Linked DNA regions of Homo sapiens: region 2 is linked to region 1. The links are chromatin loops, found by intact Hi-C in ENCODE. Cell type or tissue: PC-3. All regions are shown on one strand. Links, peaks and the distances in the headings refer to the core of each region. The heading gives the core; the rest is flanking DNA.

Region 1 (9,056 bases), core at 2,333-6,332:
TCATTCTTTTTAATGGCTACATAGTGTTCCATAGTGTATATATACCACATTTTCTTTATCTAATCTACTGTTGATGGGAACCTAGGTTGATTCCATGTCTTTGCATTACATTCAGTATTGTAAATAGTGCTGCAATGAATGTAGGAGTACATGTGTCTTTTTGGTGGAATGGTGTATTTTCTTTTGGATATGTACCCTGTAATTGTGTCCGGAATTGGTGGGTTCTCGGTCTCACTGACTTCAAGAATGAAGCCGCGGACCCTTGCGGTGAGTGTTACAGTTCTTAAAGGCAGCGTGTCAGGAGTTTGTTCCTTCTGATGTTCAGATGTGTCCGGAGTTTGTTCCTTCTGGTGGGTTCGTGGTCTCGCTGGCTCAGGAGTGAAGCTGCAGACCTTCATGGTGAGTGGTACATCTCTTAAGATGGCGTGTCTGGAGTTGTTCATTCCTCCCAGTGGGTTCATGGTTTCACTGGCTTCAGGAGTGAAGCTGCAGACCTTCGCAGCCAGTGTTACAGCTCATAAAGGCAGTGTGGACCCAAAGAGTGAGCAGTAGCAAGATTTATTGCAACGAGGGAAGAACAAAGCTTCCACAGTGTGGAAGGTGACCCAGGTTTCCATTGCTGGCTTGGGCAACCTGCTTTTATTCTCTTATCTGGCCCCACCCACATCTGGCTGATTGGTCCATTTTACAGAGAGCCGATTGGTCTGTTTTACAGAGAGCTGATTGGTCCGTTTTGACAGGCTACTGATTGGTGCATTTACAATCCCTGAGCTAGACACAAAAGTTCACCAAGTCCCCACTAGATTAGCTAGATACAGAGTGTCAATTGGTGTATTTACAAACCCTGAGCTAGACACAGAGTGCTGATTGGTGCATTTACAAACCTTGAGCTAGATACAGAGTGCCGATTGGTGCATTCACAATCCCTTAGCTAGACATAAAATTTCTCCTCTCCCCACCAGATTAATTAGATACAGAGTGTCCATTGGTACATCCACAAACCCTGAGCTAGATACAGGGTGCTGACTGGTGTGTTTACAAACCTTGAGCTATATACAGAGTGCTGATTGGTGTATTTACAATCTCTTAGCTAGACATAAAGATTCTCCAAGTCCCCACCAGACTCAGGAGCCCAGCTGGCTTCACCCAGTGGATCCCCGAGCAGGGCGCAGGTGGAGCTGCCTGCCAGTCCCACGCAGTGAGCCCACACTCCTCAGCCCTTGGGGAGTCAATGGGACTGGGCACCGTGGAGCAGGGGCCAGTGCTCTTGAGGAGGATCCGGCCGGCGCAGGAGCGGGGAGGTGGGGGCGGCGGGAGGGCGGGGAGGCGGCGGCGGGGGAGCGGGGAGGCGGGGACGGGGTACGGGGCGGGGGGCGGGGGGCGAGGAGGCGGGGGGGCGGGGGAGGTGGGGAGGCGGAGGCGGTGGGGGGAGCGGGGGGAGCAGGGGGAGGCTCAGGCATGGCCATGGCCGGGTGCAGGTCCGGAACCCTGCCCCGCTGGGACAGCTAAGACCCCAGAAATCCAGCACAGCAGCTGCTGGCCCAGGTGCTAAGCCCCTCACTGCCCGGGGCTGGCGGGGCGGCCGGCCGGCCGCTCCGAGCAGGGGGCCTGCCGAGCCCACGCCCACCCGGAACTCGCGCTGGCTCGCAAGCGCAGCGCGCAGCCCGGGTTCCCGCCTGCGCCTCTCCCTCCACACCTCCCGGCAAGCTGTGGGAGCCGGCTCCGGCCTTGGCCAGCCCAGAAAGGGGATCCTACAGTGCAGCGGGGGGCTGAAGGGCTCCTCAAGCGCGGCCAGAGTGGGCGCCAAGGCCGAGGAGGCGCCGAGAGCGAGTGAGGGCTGCTAGGGCCGCCAGCATGCTGTCACCTCTCATAATGGGTTTCTGGACAGGTAGTTCTGCTTTATTTTTTAACATCTAAAAATAACCAATATACCACATTTTATTTAGAAGAATTGCATTATAAAACAAATGTTTTACAACTAACTGTAATTAATTCTTTTGTTATATATGCCTGAAGAATACACCGAAAAGTTAGTAGTTTCTTTTTTAGGTGATAGGGTAATAGATGACTTTTGTTTTCTTTCTTTGTGCTTTGATTTATTTTTCTTTTTTTAACATATGAGTAATGTATATTATTTATAAATTACAAAAAACTCACAAGCTATTTATATTTTTAAGAATTTTACGTTATTTTTTAAACTAGGTTCAGCGCTTATGTTTATTTAGAAAATCTGATTATTGCCATCTGTTTTCACATATCTTCAGTGTTGTTAACAATTCATGGCGTGTGTTTCTGTGTCGGAGGCAGGAGGGAGCTGAAAAGATGCAGTTTTATCTCCAAAGGAAAGGTAAGATGATTTAAAAAAAAATCTTGGTTACTGTCTTATGCAACTTGAGGGTGATCAATGAGGCTTTGGCCAAGTGTTTCTCAACAAAGTTCCGACTTAGTGTTTCTAATAAAGGGCATTGAGTTTTGTGTGGGTCAACATATTTGAAGGCACTGTGTTTACCATCTTCATTGTTGAAAACAGCTTGTCACGTGTCGTTCATATTTAGTCTGTTTTCTTGTTAACCATGAAAGCAAAGTGGTATATGGGATATTGTAGAATCTGCTGCTGCTTTTAATTCTACATCTTTACTATTTTGATTGATTCTTTTAGAGTTGTTTATCTTTTTTTTAATGTGAGGTTGCATAGTCCAAGGATTCTGGTTTATTTTATGAATGTTAAACATTATTGAAATCACATAAGTCTAATTAGACAGCGAATGCCTAATTAAAGTATTCCTACATTATAGTCTCAAACTTTTGGGAATTTTACTTGGCAATTTCTTCATAAATATATTCATCTGCCTTTTAAATAGCTTTCAATTTTTGTGATATGAAGGCTCTACCATCAAATTATTCTTTTATATTGGAATTATATCGATCAATACATGTCTTTAAAGTGCTGAATTTTATGGAGCATCCATATATCAAATCTCAGGGCTGTAGACGGACATCCTTTCATTGATCACAGCTTGAACCTGAGCAGAGGATGATGGACAGAAACATGATTTAAGAAGTGATAAATCTGTTGTAGCAGACCTGTGATCTTCTGGCCTCAACCTTACAAATGCTATTGGTGACAATTGTGGCTAAATTGATTGGTTATTGTCCTCAGGTTTGCAACTCTGACTCTAAACTCATATTGGGCTGAAAAATTTAAATATCTTGTTTCCAGGAGTCTTCATTTTTGGTATCAGTAAATAATCCACATTTATTTTCCTTTTGAGTGCTTTCTCTGTACTTCCTTCCTAAGTGAGGGCACTAGATTGACTTTCTTCTGAATAGGTATAAAATTTTGGCCCTTAGTATTTTTGTCAACGCTGCTTTAATTAAGAATAACAACAGGTGATGTGCATGTTGGCTGGAAATCAAGATTCGGAAGGATTTTACTGCAAAGAAAAATCTGAAGTTCATGATTCAATGCGTTGTGAAGCTAGTATTGAACCTGGTTAAATCAAATTACACTGAGCTCATGGCCGTAGTGTATGATATAGTTGCTCAGACTGGGCTTATTTTCCATTTTCTTCCATTAAAATACCATCCAAAACTGAAAGTATCACAAAGAACTGCATTCAAGATACCTATTTGGATGGAAAATGGCACCTTTAACTGCATCTTTTTGTACTGACTTATAGGGTTCAGTGACTGAAATGTATTTTTTTTCTTCTTTCTTTTTCTGATTTGTTGTATTCATGCTTGCAAGCACTGCCTGCAAATGACAAAACTGTAGGGAAATAATCTATACTATATAGGCTTACCTATGTCATTGAGAACAAGAGAGGATGTTAAGAAAGTGTTGATTTTTGTAATAATTCACTCGTTTAAGTTCTATTGATAGGTACCGTAGTGTTTAGGAAAAAAAAAAAGAGACAAGATGGTTACATAAAGCACAATTTTGAGTTTTGTTTTGCATTGTATAAAGTAGAAGAATAAGGGCCCAGGGATTTCAATTCCAGAAATGTAAAAATCAAAAAGGTAAAGTAATGAAGGTGACTCTATTTTAATCACAAATGGAAGTGATACATAAGTTACAATCAAAATTTTAAAATGAATTCATTTTAATATGCCTAAACTTTATTTGACAAGCTATTTAACATAGCCTATGAGCCAGGCACTGATTAAGCACTTTGGCATTTTATGAATATTCACTTACTTAAATCTCATAAATAACACTATAAATACTGATACTATCATCAGCAACTCCGTTCTACAGATGGGTGGTTGCTTGTGTTGAAAAAATAGCTAGTAGTTAGCAGAGCTGGAATTGAAGCCCAGCAGGTGACTCATGTCCACCAGCAATCCCTTTGCCTCCCTAGTACAGGTGACTGTTGTCAGAGCCCCTGGTTGGAGTGGGAGGAGCCTAGAGGTGCTGCTCACTAGACTTGGCTCAGAGGTTGCAAAAATAGTATAACTGCCCTCCCAAACCTAATGGCCACTGTGGTCAGCAGCTCTTCTAAGAAGAAGATCCTTTTGGGTTAATTCAATAAAATAACTCTTTATGTCTTTGGAGCAGGGTGGGGAGAATTTCTTCTAAAATGGATGGAGGAGTGGAAATTAAAGAAGTGAACAAAACAGGTGGCAATCTTTCATATGTGGTGTGTTTTCTCTCTTTTCCTGACTTCAATTTCCTTTGAAGGCACAAAATGCTTCATTGAAAAGGGATTGAAGCTGTATTTACAGGTTACAGAAGTGGCTCTGTCAGTCACTCAGTCACCTCCTAGAAATATACCTATCCCACTTGGACCCATCCTTCTTCTCCTAAGTACCCATCAGTTTCCCTCTCCCACTGATTTTTTGTCTTCCTTCTGCAAACCTATTTATGCATTAGTTCCCACCCAGATCCCATACTCTGGCACACCCCTTACTTAGCTACCTCTTTCTGAATGTGATTCTGAGGGATTTCATGGAAACGTTTACAACTGGATACCTTTTGGGTTCCTAGTTTGCCCACAGGCAGACAGTAAACAGATTCTTTTAAGGTATGGATTAATAGAATTTAAGAGAATGTTTTTAAGCCCTTAAACTGCTGTTTCAGTCTCTCAAAAGCTGAGTATCAAAGATTTGAGTATCAAAGTTACACTTCAAGTTAGTAACAACCAAATACTGTTTTTTCATTCTGTTGTCTTTTGGTAAAAATTACATTTTTTGAAAGTAAATTTTTATAGTAATCATTAAGATGTTTAGAAACCAAGTTCTTCAGGATAAAGAAGTTTATATTATGTTGGAAAAGTTCTGGCTCCAGAGATGTTTCTAAATTGAGGCCAGGACACAAAAATATTGTCAAACCACAATTTCTAAGCATTATAATTTTTAAGGTTTTCATTTTGTATATTCAAAAATCATTTTGTTATGTATTAATGAGTCAATAGTAGTGCACTTAGTTAGTGCTATTTTTTTTTTTTCTGAATTATCAGTATGTGGTAAATAAAACTCAAAGCACTATTTGTTTTTCCCTTGGCTTAAAAATTTGGCTTTAGGTGAAATGGACACTGCTGTGCTGACCCTGGGCTTTTTAAAGCTCTGTTGTAAAAGCTATAAATGGTTTCTTAACATGCCCCTCACATTTCAAATATCTTTTTCCACAAGGACTACAAAATAGCAAAATGTGCATCTGAGGCTTTGATACACACAGTGAAAATAGAAAGAGGAGAGGGAAATTCACTTCTTTATTAGGACGGCTTAAGTAACAGAGAGGGAGAGCCAAAGGGGTGAATGGCCTTATTCATGCTTGGTATTCCATAAAAGAATTGGGGTGCTTCTTTTTCTGATCTCCTGCAAGCATTCAGTTGCATAAGCTGGTGAATGAAAACATACCCCAATACAAAGCATTTTTTTTAAAAAGGATTCTGTTCTTGAATGTATTCTTTGTCTTAGTTCTTACTTCAGATGACTCCTTGCTTATGAGTATTTCCTTTGCATACTGTAAACAGAAAAAAAGATAAGTTCCTTCTCATGAGAGATTATTAAAGGGCAAGGGTAAGGAGAAAAGTAGAAACCAGGAAAGGATGAGGAACAAATGGATAGAGTAAAGCAATTAGCATAATGTATTCATCCTGCAAAATGTTTTGCCTCAGGTCCCAGTGGGATCAGTTGTAGAGATATAGATTCTAGTCTGTGTGTAGAAAAGATGCATAAAGTAACTTGTCTGAACACTTGCTTATGACTGAATTCAAGGCTTTTTCTGTCTGGTTCCAATTCTACATGTAAAATATAAGGGTACTCTTTATTGAAATCCTGCTTCAGTGTATTCCAGTGGTTTAGTGGGCTGCAGGGGAGAACAGAATGCCAAAAGACTGCCGCTTTAAAAATATATCTTGGTACAAGATACCCTTGACACACCTGTCTTGATCCTACAGACTCTATGAATGAGAATCTTAGCAAAACTGATTAGGTTACTTGTGAAAGTCTGGGGCTATAACCCTGAGCTTGTGTGGAGCTGAAAACTTTTAATCCCTAGTTTCTAAATGTCCCCTTCAGCATCAACAGCTGCAATACAAACAAATCAGCTAATATGTTGTATATCCAGAAAAAATGTCTCAGTAAAATATGATTCTGTAGAGTGTTGCTTATTTATACCTTTGACATCTTCCTCTCCCCCAAATCCTGACTGTAGTTAGATGAGACCAATCCAGTTAGGGCATAATGGTTTATTTATTCTGAATTTTAATGAAAACATGAAAGGATATGTTGAGAGTTATAAAGACAATACCATGAGAAAGTATACATTTTATTGGTATACATATGTCTGTATACAAATTGTAACCTCCACAAGACGAGTTATCATGGTATAATGTTTATTGTTGAATCCTTAATTCTTAGCACCGTACTTGACACAGGGTCACAGTATATGTTTGTTAAATAAATGAATGAAAAAGTGAAGTCTGATAATTTCTGTGAGTACTAATAATTACTTTTATTTAGTACCACTAAGAGAATAATTTTGAGAAGTTTATTCCATTAAGAAATTTCATAGTCTTTGCTTAGTATTTGCTCACAGTATAGTAATGAGTCTCTGTCACTTCATATTTAGGGAGGGTCTGCTTTCTTCAAAATGCTGGTGCCCTACTTAATTCATTTACTCTTGCTGTGTCTTTATTGTGCAGTTTTTTGATAGCTTCTTCTGTAGCACCATTAAGCATCTTCATACCTGAAATGGCAGTTCATGTAGATTAATTACACTTTAATTGTTATGCATGTAATATCATTTAGGTTATACAGCTATTTATTGAGCACTTACCACATGTTGAGGACTTTTGAAGTTACAGTGAATAATGAGTTATAATCCCTGGTCTCACATACCAATTTTACAAGCCAGAAAATACGTGAAAAATGAATTTTAAAATTCAAATTATTGGAGAAAACAATAAACCATCAATATTTCCTGGTTGAGAAATTCCGAGATTCTTTTGTATTTGAAAAGACATTTTGTATCGTCTATTATTCAACTGCCTTCAAGAAGAGTTGACACAACAAAGAGGTGATTTTAATGGAGGAAATATAGTATAAGAAATAGGTAAATTGATTTGATTTCTCTAACTTTGTCAAAAGACTTTTTTTGAATAAATTATTTTATACTTAGTGTATCTTTTTCTATTTTTAAATTAAAATTTCTGAATTATGGCTTGGAAATTACTTTCTGTTGCTGCCATTCTGATGTTTCTGTGTCCCCTGACTTCCTTTGGTGGAATTGTTTGTATCTCTGAAGAAAAAAACTTCTTCGGTAGCTGCTTAAGAAAGGATATTTGAGAAATAAGTTTTTATGCTTTTTTGCACATCTGAAAATTTCTTTCACCCTCAATTTGGTTAACAGCTTTGTTCAATATAGCATTTTGTATTAAAAATATATCTCCCTCAGAATATTGAAAACATTGATTCCTTATAGTTCCAGCATTGGTATTGAGACATGCCATTCTGTTTCCTATGCCTTGTATGTGACATATACGTGCAGTCATGCATTGCTTAATGAGAAGAATGCCTTATGAGAAATTAATCGTTCCATGATTTTGTCATGTGTGAACACCATAGAGTGTACATAGTACATAAACCTAGATGGCATAGCCTACTATACACGTAGACAATATGGTATAGTCTAGCACTCCTAGGCTACAAACCTATATAGCATGTTAATATACTGAATACCGTAAGCAATTGGAAGACAATGGTATCTGTACATCTAAACATAGGAAATGTGTAGTAAACATACGGTATAAAACATAAAAAATGGTACCTCTGTATAGGACACTTATGAATGGTGCTTCAGGATTAGAAGTTGCTCTGGGTGAGTCAGTGAGTGATGAATGAATGTGAAGGACCAGGATGTTACTGTACACTACTGTGGAATTTATAAACACCGTACAGTTAGGCTATACCAAATTTGTAAAAAGTATTTCTTTCTTCAGTAATAAATCAAACTTAGCTTACTATAACTTTTTTTAACCTTATAAAGTTTTAAAATATTTTAAAACTTTTTGACTGTTTTGTAAAAATACTTAGTTTAAAATACATTGTACAGGTATGCAGAAATATAGTACAGCTATACAAAAATATTTTTTCTTTATATCCTTATTCATAAGCTTTTTCCATTTTAAAATGATTTATTTCTTTACTATTATTTTTTAAAAAACTTTTTTGTTAAATAAACAAAAATAACACAAATACACACATTAGCCTGGGCATACTGATATGGTTTGGCTGTGTCCCCACCCCAATCTCATCTTGAATAATAGCTCCCATAATCCCCAGATGTCGTGGGAGGGACCTGGTGGGAGGTAACGGAATCATGGGGCAGGTTTTCCCCATGCTGTTCTCGTGATAGTGAATAAGTCTTATGAGATCTGATGGTTTTATAAAGGGCAGTTCCCCTGCACATGCTCTCTTGCCTGCCACCATGTAAGACGTGCCTTTGCTTCTCCTTCACCTTCTGCCATGATTGTGAGGCCTCCCCAGCCATGTGGAATTGTGAGTCCATGAAACCTCTTTTTCTTTATAAATTACCAAACCTCGGGTACTTC
Region 2 (9,056 bases), core at 2,871-6,870, 96 kb after region 1:
AAAAAAACATTAAAAATAAAAAAAATAAAAAAAAAGAAGAAAACATAGATAAGATTGCGGGAAAATTGGAAGCTAATTCATAGTGTGGCTTGTATATTATTTGAAGCAGAAGGACAGAATTAAAGCTGCCCAAACCAAATTAAGCCAAAACCAAAACCCAAACAAAGTAACGCTCAATTGAACCATTTTAGTTGTTACTGTCCATCTTAAGAATACATTCATTATAGCTTTCTTCTCAGAAGAACCTCTGGACAGTGTTTTTGGTTCTAATATAATTGTAGAAAGAATGTTGTAAATATACAGTGAATATCCCACAGACCTTCCTATTTTAGTCCCAGAGGCCCTCTCTGCCCCAGGCTGGGTCCTCCTGGTCAGGCTCTGGATAGTCCTGGTAATAGTAATGCCACTATTTCTGTTATGTTGTAAAATAGCAATAAATTTAAAGAGTTAAATTTGAATCTGATTCACTGATTTGTTTTTTGAGACAGGGTCTTACTCAGTTGCCTCGGCTGGAGTGCAGTGGGTTGATGAGAGCTCACTGCAGCCTCCAACTCCTAACCTCAAGGGATCCTCCCACCTCAGGCTCCAGAATAGCTGGGACTACAGGCATGCCACCACAACTGGCTAATTTTTATATATTATTTTTGGTAGAGACTGGGTCTTGCTGTGTTGCTCAGGCTGGTCTTAAGTTCCTAGCTTCAAGCAATTCTCCCACCTTGTTCTCCCAAAAGTGCTGGGATTACAGGCATGAGTCACGGTGTCCTGGCCTAAAGTCTTTCTTTTAAGAAAGAAAGAGAGAGTGAATATTCTCACTTGTGTGCTAAATACTTTGTATAAGAGACCTTACCTGTATGTATGAATATATATGTCTTTTCAATGACCTTATCGTGTTTGTTCTGTCTTGAAATTATTTTCCTTTCCTCTGGTCATGCACACAAATCTGTACAGCAATCCAAAAGAATGCTTGTCTGAAGAGAGGTTCATGCAAACTGGTGTAGAGTAAAGTATCAGGAAGTGGAGACAGGTTTTTGGAATCAATGAGGACATGAATGTGAATTAATTACTATAAATTAGCACAGGCTCATAGACCAGGACTCAAATAAATCAAGCTGATGCAATGAGGAATTTAATAGAATATAAAATATGATCCGCAATGGTAGTATGTATGGTATTTGTTTGGCTCCTGATTTTATATCATGATTTTATGATATAAAGGCCTGGAAGGGCTGGTTAAAAAGTTTTGAACTTGTGTGAATTTTTGCTGAGTTGAAGTTTCTGGACTAATTCACAATGGCTTCTACTAGAACATTCTTTCTGGAGTATAATGATGTTTGCAGATAAATACTGCTTCTCCTTACACTTGTGAATGCTAGTAAGCCTGACAAGAGAGTCCCTTATTTAGGTGCCTATCATAGTATACCAAATGTCATTCTAGAAACCCTGGGTACTCTATAAAAGCCTTATGTCCCTCAAAATGTCAGGAGATTCTGTGTGGGATTAATTGAATTAAGCATGAGGCTAAAGACAGCTATTTGATACTAAAATTGAAGTAAATATTAAGGACTATTTTTCTCCTTTATTAATCTTTGTTCCCTGCATTCTCAGGGAAGCCAAACACATCCCTCACAGGGTCAGGTACTATTTTATAAGGTAAGAGTAGAGGGAAAATATGTATAGATTGAGGCTTGGAGTCATGAGAATAAAATTGCAATGCGAGGCAGAGGTAGTGAACCTTTATTTTCCTCTGCGTTTTGTTAGCAGCAAGTTGTCAAGGGGCACGTTCAAGACACATTAGTTTGAGAAAGAACAAATCAGACGAAAAGATCTAGTGTCAGATATAAATTAAAAGCTGTTTCTGTAAGTTTTAAGTGTCTTTCTCTCTCTTATAAGGAAGATTGTAGATTATTATTTTTTAACTCAAATCTGAAGTTTGGCATTTGTGTCTCTGAAATCCCAGATCATTTATTATAACTTTTCTTTTTTGAGGTATTAGAATAAAGCTCTGAAGGACAGTGATAATGCAGGTGCTGTCTAAGCCTCTGGGGACTGGGAATAGTATGGAGTGATTTAGGGGCAACCAGACAATGCTTCATTACCTGAGAAACTGACCCTTCTCCGATCTGCTGTAAATGAGATCCGAAAACTTTCTCCATCCTATTATCTTGTCAATTCCTAGCATCAGTTTCTAACAAGAGAGTTGAAATGCAATATAGCTTTAGTTGGGAAAAAAAAGTACTTAGGATTTAGTGGACTGTAACTTGGCTGCAAATCCAAATGGATAATATTTAGCTTGTAATATGATTTTCTTCATGCAGATTGCAGTGTTTAGATCTTGTAATGAAACCCATGTTTCTTTGTATCAGTGATTCTCAAATGGAAAACATTGGAGAAATGCAAGATGGACTTAAAAGGGGTATCTCTGGCACACCTATGTATGAACATCGACCTTTTCCAGTGTGAAAATTGAATATTTTCTTTCATGGAAATTAATCTTATTTTGTCACTTGTATCTATTTACTGTACTGTGCTGTTTGGAAGCTTGTGCTATCAAACTTCTGCTTCTCCTTGTCATAAAATTTATCTGTGCATTCAAAGAAGCAGCTTTTTTTCCTTTTTTTTTTGTGTGTGTGGATGGTTGGGTGAGATAGTTCTATTTAGAAAGAATGAAAAAGAAAAAGAAAAAGAAAAGATTTCATGTATACTTATCACATACTGATTTTGTTAGACTTTTGGTTGTGAAGAATTCAGCCTGAAAGAAACTGGGATCAATTATAGGAAGTATGTATTGGTGAAGAGGAACTAAAACAGCTCAAATTTCCAGCTTCTTTCTCCATCTTTTTCAGGGTCTCTCCCATAGCATCTCTGAATTGGTTCTGTGTCTGAGCCATTCTTTCTCTGCCAATTTCCCTTGCTTATTCAGATCTTTAATTTCTTTATAGTTCTGGCTGGCATAGAGCTCACTGACATTGTCCTGCCTGACTGCTTTTAGCTTCAGCTCTTAAAAATTGCTCCATCTCCTTGTGTTTCTGCATTCTTCAGATTCCTAAGAATAAGAATCTTATTGTCTTAGCCCGCCTTTGTATTCCATATCATGCCATAAGTCATTGGCCTTCCAGTTCATGGTATGGTAGATTGCAAAGAGTCATAATTCCCCATCCCTCCCTGTAGCCACACCTTTGCAGTATAGCTTTGCAGCTCCTGTCACTAAGAAATGGAGTCTATTTCTCTATCCTTGAATCTGGGCCAGCCTAATGACTCGCTTTGGCCAATATAATGGAGCAGAGATGATGTGCAGTTGTTGCTTGGTCCTCTGGAGGCTTTGAGCACTTGGAAACAGGCTATGCGAATATGCTTGGGCTAGGCTTCTTGGAGAGACCAGATGAACAGAGATAAGCAGTCCCTGCTGAGTCATCTTAGACTAGGCAGCCCCCAGACACCTGGCAGCTGACAGCAAAATGCATGAGTGAGCCCAACCAAGATCAGCTAACCCTGGTCCAGGTCAGTTAGGTCAACCCGTTAGTCCAGCACAAATAATTACTGCCCCATATAATCATGAGCTAAATTAATGGCTGTTGTTTAAAACCACTAAGTTTTAAGGTGCTAATCTACTACGTTTGGTCAAATCAGCCATGCTAAGTATTTTGCTGGCATTATGGTACAAAATATGGTTGCCTGCCTTTCTCAGTGGCTATGGGCAAGGCCGTTTTATTTAGAAATCCATGTTTGCTTTTGTTTATTCAACAAATACTGAGTGCCTAAAAAGTGTCAGGAACTGGGCAACAGAAATCAAGGGTGATCAAAAATATACATTGTCCTTGCTGTCAAGGAGTTAATAGTGTTAAATTTGATACTAAATGGAATTTTTGCTTAGCACAGGAGGTAGATGTTAATCACACAACGACTCCAAAAAAGTATTTAATTACAAACCTGAGTTGGGCTTTTAAGTGAAGACATATATTTTTATTAGAGCAACAGCAAAGACCTAGATTGTGTCTTGAAGGCTTACTGAGTATGTGGTGCTTAAGCCAAGATCCCAAAATGAGAAAGGTTAATTAGGGAAGTAAGTTTGGAGAGGGGATTGTGGATGAAAGACTGTAGACCTGTGAGAAAATAATGTCTATTGTTTAAGCCAACCAGACTGTGATATTTTGTTACAATAGCCTCAGCAAACAAATATAGCCCCCAAACAGTCATAGTAGATGAACATGAACAATGGATGGGAGGAAGTCATGGTGAGCAATGGAGATGTTTGATTTGATTGTAGAAGTAGTGCAGTTTCTGTGATGACAAGATACAAGGCGTGACTTTGGGGAGGATTGGTTTCATTAATATCCTTAATTTTAGTAGAATAAAGTATCTGGCTATTATTAAAGGCTTTTCCCCTCTAGTTCTACATTTTCATGTCTTGGCTACATTTTTCTTGGACTTTGTGGTCTAAGGCAGTAGTTCCCAAGCCTGGCTATCCATTATAATCATTTAAACAAAGGCAAATTTCTCATGTCGCAGCTCTGGAGAATCTGATTCATTAAATCTCTGTTTGAGTACAAGAACCTGTATATTTAATTGCTATATATGAGACCATGGGTCCACAGTGGTTTTTTATTTACACTGTGGAATTAGAGGTTATGTGAGTATAGGTTTATTGAGGGTGACTTTGCTCAGAAATTCCAGGCATGCTTCGCTCTTTAGATCATCTACAATATGCCTCTTAACCACATCTCCAATCTTGGCTCACACTTCCCTCATGAGACACTCATAGTTAATACTTACTGAGAACCCATTTTATTCAAGGCATTTTGCTAAGTGATCTGGTTTAATATTCGTTATACTTTGATGAAAGCATAGATAAGAATTCTGAGGCTCAGTAAGGTTAGAAATCACCTAAGATGGCAGAGATTGAGCTGAACTCAAACCAATGAGACCATGCCCTGAAACATCGTTGTATGAAATCTCAGCTCTAAATGCACTGGTATAACTGTTGCCATTTCTGGACATGCCACGTGAAATTTTTCCTTTGCTCATACTATTCATGCAGTTTGGAATTGATTCCCCAATTTTTTCCATTTATTTAAGTGTTAACCACCAAAGACCACCTCTTTCACAAAGTACTTCAGCCATCACAGATAAGAATGATTTTTATTTACTTATTTATTCATTTTTAATGAAGAAAAGAGGTTTATTTAGCTCATAATTCTTCTGGCTGAGAAGTTTAAGGGCATAGCCTTGGCTTCTGGTGAGGGCTTTTGTGCCAAGTTACAACATGGCAGAGAAGGTCAAAGGGAAGTGGACATGAGTGAAGAGGGGGAGAGCCGAGGAGTCTCCTGGCTTTATAGCAACTCACTCTGATGGGAACTAATCCATTCCTATGGGAACTAATCCAGTCTCAGAGAGCCAGAACTCACTAACCTGAGAGCAGCACCAAGCCATTCCTGAGGGATCTGGAGCCCAAACACCTCCCACAAAGCCCCCCACTTCCCAAATGCTACCACACTGGGGATCCAATTTCAACATGAGCTTTTGTGGGGATAAACAAACCATATCCAGACTGTGGCACCAGCCACCCCTGCCCAACTCAGCTCGTAGGTGGCATGAGGACAGGAGATCTTTGGAGTCTGTGGTCTTTCACCCTGTGAGTTTCCAGATAAACATTATTCTTCATGTATACCTCATGGCCCCAGTAATGGGTGGATCTATGACCCTTTTCCACGAATGACTCACAGAGAGAGGTTCATGAACTTACCCAAGGTCTCACAGCTAACAAATGGGATTTGAATGTAGGTTCCAAATGTCAAATTTCCTCATTCTTTTTTTTTTTTTTTTTTAAGACGGAGTCTCGCTCTGTTGCCAGGCTGGAGTGCAGTGGCACAGTCTCGGCTCACTGCAACCTCAGCTTGCTGCAACCTCTGCTCCCCGGGTTCAAGCGATTCTCCTGCCTCAGCCTCCTGAGTAGCTGGGACTACAGGCACACACCACCACGCCCAGCTAATACATATTTTTTAAATTATACTTTAAGTTCTGGGTTACACGTGCAGAACATGCAGGTTTGTTACATAGGTATACACGTGCCCTGGTGGTTTGCTGCACCCATCAACCTGTCACCTACATTAGGTATTTCTGCTAATGTCATCCCTCCCCTAGGCCCCCAGCCCCCGATAGGCTCCGGTATGTGATGTTCTCCTCCCTGTGTCCCTGTGTTCTCATTGTTCAGCTCCCACTTATGAGTGAGAACATGCGGCGTTTGGTTTTCTGGTCTTGTGACAGTTTGCTGAGAATCATGGTTTCCAGCTTCATCCATGTTCCTGTAAAGGACATGAACTCATCCTTTTTTATAGCTACATAGTATTTCATGGTGTATATGTGCCACATTTTCTTAATCCAGTCTATCATTGATGGGCATTTCAGTTGGTTCCAAGTGTTTGCTATTGTGAATAGTGCCACAATAAACATATGTGTGCATATGTTTTTATCATAGAACAATTTATAATCCTTTGGGATTCTGCCCAGTAATGGGATTGCTGGGTCAAATGGTATTTTCAGTTCTAGATCCTTGGGGAATGGCTGCACTGTCTTCCACAATGGTTGAACTAATTTACACTCCTGCTACAGTGGAAAAGCATTTCTATTTTTCCACAACCTCTCCAACATTTGTTGTTTCCTGACTTTTTGATGATTGCCATTCTAACTGGCGTGAGATGGTATCTCATTGTGATTTTGATTTGCCCGTTTTTTGATGGGGTTGATTGTTTTTTCTTGTAAATTTGTTTAAGTTCCTTGTAGATTCTGGATATCAGCCCTTTGTCTGATGGATAGATTGCAAAAATTTTCTCCCATTCTGTAGGTTGCCTGTTCACTCTGATGATTTTTGTAAAAGGTGTAAGGAAGGGGTCCAGTTTTAGTTTTCTGCATATGGCTAGCCAGTTTTCCCAACACTATTTATTAAATAGGGAATATTTTCCTCATTGCCTGTGTGTGTCAGGTTTGTCAAAGATCAGATGGTTGTAGCTGTCTGGTGTTATTTCTGAGGCCTCTGTTCTGTTCCATTGGTCTATAAATCTGTTTTGGTACCAGTACCATGCTGTTTTGGTTACTGTAGCCTTGTAGTATAGTTTGAAGTTAGGTAGCATGATGCCTCCAGCTTTGTTCTTCTTGCCCAGGATTGTCTTGAATATGCAGGCTGTTTTTTTTTTTTTTTGGCTCCATATGAAATTTAAAGTAGTTTTTTCCAATTCTGTGAAGAAAGTCAGTGGTAGCTTGATGGAGATAGCATTGAATCTGTAAATTACTTTGGGCAGTATGGCCATTTTCACGATATTGATTCTTCCTATCCATGAGCATGGGATGTTTTTACATTTGTTTGTGTCCTCTCTTATGGCCTTGAGCAGTGGTTTGTAGTTCTCCTTGAAGAGGTCCTTTACATCCCTTATAAGTTGTATTCCCAGGTATTTTATTCTCTTAGTAGCAATTGTGAATGGAAGTTCACTCATGATGTGGCTCTCTGTCTGTTATTGGTGTATAAGAATGCTTGTGAGTTTTGGCCAGGTGCGGTGGCTCACGCCTGTAATCCCAGCACTTTGGGAGGCCAAGGCGGGCGGATCACAAGGTCGGGAGTTTGAGACCATCCTGGCTAACACGGTGAAACCCTGTCTCTACTAAAAATACAAAAAATTAGGCAGGCATGGTGGTGGGTGCCTGTGGTCCCAGCTACTTGGGAGGCTGAGGCAGGAGAATGGCATGAACCCAGGAGGCGGAGCTTGCGGTGAGCCGAGATCGCGCCACTGCACTCCAGCCTGGGTGACAGAGTGAGACGCCATCTCAAAAAAAAAAAAAAAAAAAAAAAAAAGGAATGCTTGTGAGTTTTGCACATTGATTTTTATCCTGAGACTTTGCTGAAGTTGCTTATCAGTTTAAGGAGGTCTCAGGCTGAGACGATGGGGTTTTCTAAATACACAATCATGTCATCTGCAAACAGAGACAATTTGACTTCCTCACTTCCTATTTGAATACCCTTTATTTCTTTCTCTTGCGTGATTGTCCTGGCCAGAACTTCCAATACTATGTTGAATAGGAGTGGTGAGAGAGGGCATCCTTGTCTTGTCCAGTTTTTAAAAGGAATGCTTCCAGTTTTTGCGCATTCAGAATGATATTGCCTGTGGGTTTGTCATAAATAGCTTATTATTTTGAGATGTGTTCCATCAATGCCCAATTTATGAGAGTTTTTAGCATGAGGAGGTGTTGAATTTTATCGAAGGCTTTTCTGCATCTATTGAGATAATCATGTCGTTTTTGTTGTTGGTTCTGTTTATGTGATGGATTACGTTTATTGATTTGCATATGTTGAACCAGCCTTGCATCCTAGGGATGAAGCCCACTTGATCATGGTGGATAAGCTTTGTGATGTGCTACTGGATTCAGTTTACCAGTATTTTATTGAGGATTTTCGCATCGATGTTCATCAGGGATATTGGTCTGAAATTTTCTTTTTTTGTTGTGTCTCTGCCAGATTTTGGTATCAGGATGATGCTGGCCTCATAAAATGAGTTAGGGAGGATTCCCTCTTTTTCTATTGATTGGAATAGTTTCAGAAGGAGTGGTACCAGCTCCTCTTTGTACCTCCGGGAGAATTTGGCTGTGAATCCATCTGGTCCTGGACTTTTTTTGGTTGGTAGCCTATTAATTACTGCCTAAATTTCAGGACCTGTTATTGGTCTATTCAGGGATTCAACTTCTTCCTGGCTTAGACTTGGGAGGGTGTATGTATCCAGGAATTTATCCATTTTTTCTAGATTTTCTAGTTTATTTGCATAGAGGTGTTTATAGTATTCTCTGATAGTAGTTTGTGTTTCTGTGGGATCAGTGGTGATATCCCCTATATCATATTTTATTGTGTCTATCTGATTCTTCTCTCTTTTCTTCTTTATTAGTCTTGCTAGCAGTCTATCTATTTTGATCTTTTCAAAAAACCAGCTCCTGGATTCATTGATTTTTTGAAAGGATTTTCCTGTCTCTATCTCCTTCTGTTCTGCTCTGATCTTAGTTATTTCATGTCTTCTGCTAGC

What was found. Peaks named below come from ENCODE experiments on the same cell type or tissue, not always from the same donor. Only the 100,000 strongest peaks of a DNase experiment are listed, where the experiment ranks them.
Region 2: it touches region 1 in a loop (9-fold over the local background); 1 of 110 quality-filtered maps calls a loop at or near these places.

Annotation. Positions count from the first base shown.
Region 1 is chr14:44,791,221-44,800,276 of GRCh38, reverse strand. It overlaps LINC02302 (long intergenic non-protein coding RNA 2302), which reads left to right and starts at 1,151. Exons shown (of 5, transcript NR_146457.1): 1 at 1,151-1,301; 2 at 2,265-2,347. In PC-3, for the core only: no CTCF peak of the experiment used is centred there; a DNase peak (open chromatin) is centred at 4,306; H3K4me3 peaks cover 963 bases.
Region 2 is chr14:44,696,031-44,705,086 of GRCh38, reverse strand. No RefSeq gene overlaps it. Among named protein-coding and RNA genes, the nearest start is that of LINC02302, 99 kb to the left of the region's middle. In PC-3, for the core only: no CTCF peak of the experiment used is centred there; DNase peaks (open chromatin) are centred at 3,216 and 4,676; H3K27ac peaks cover 1,344 bases.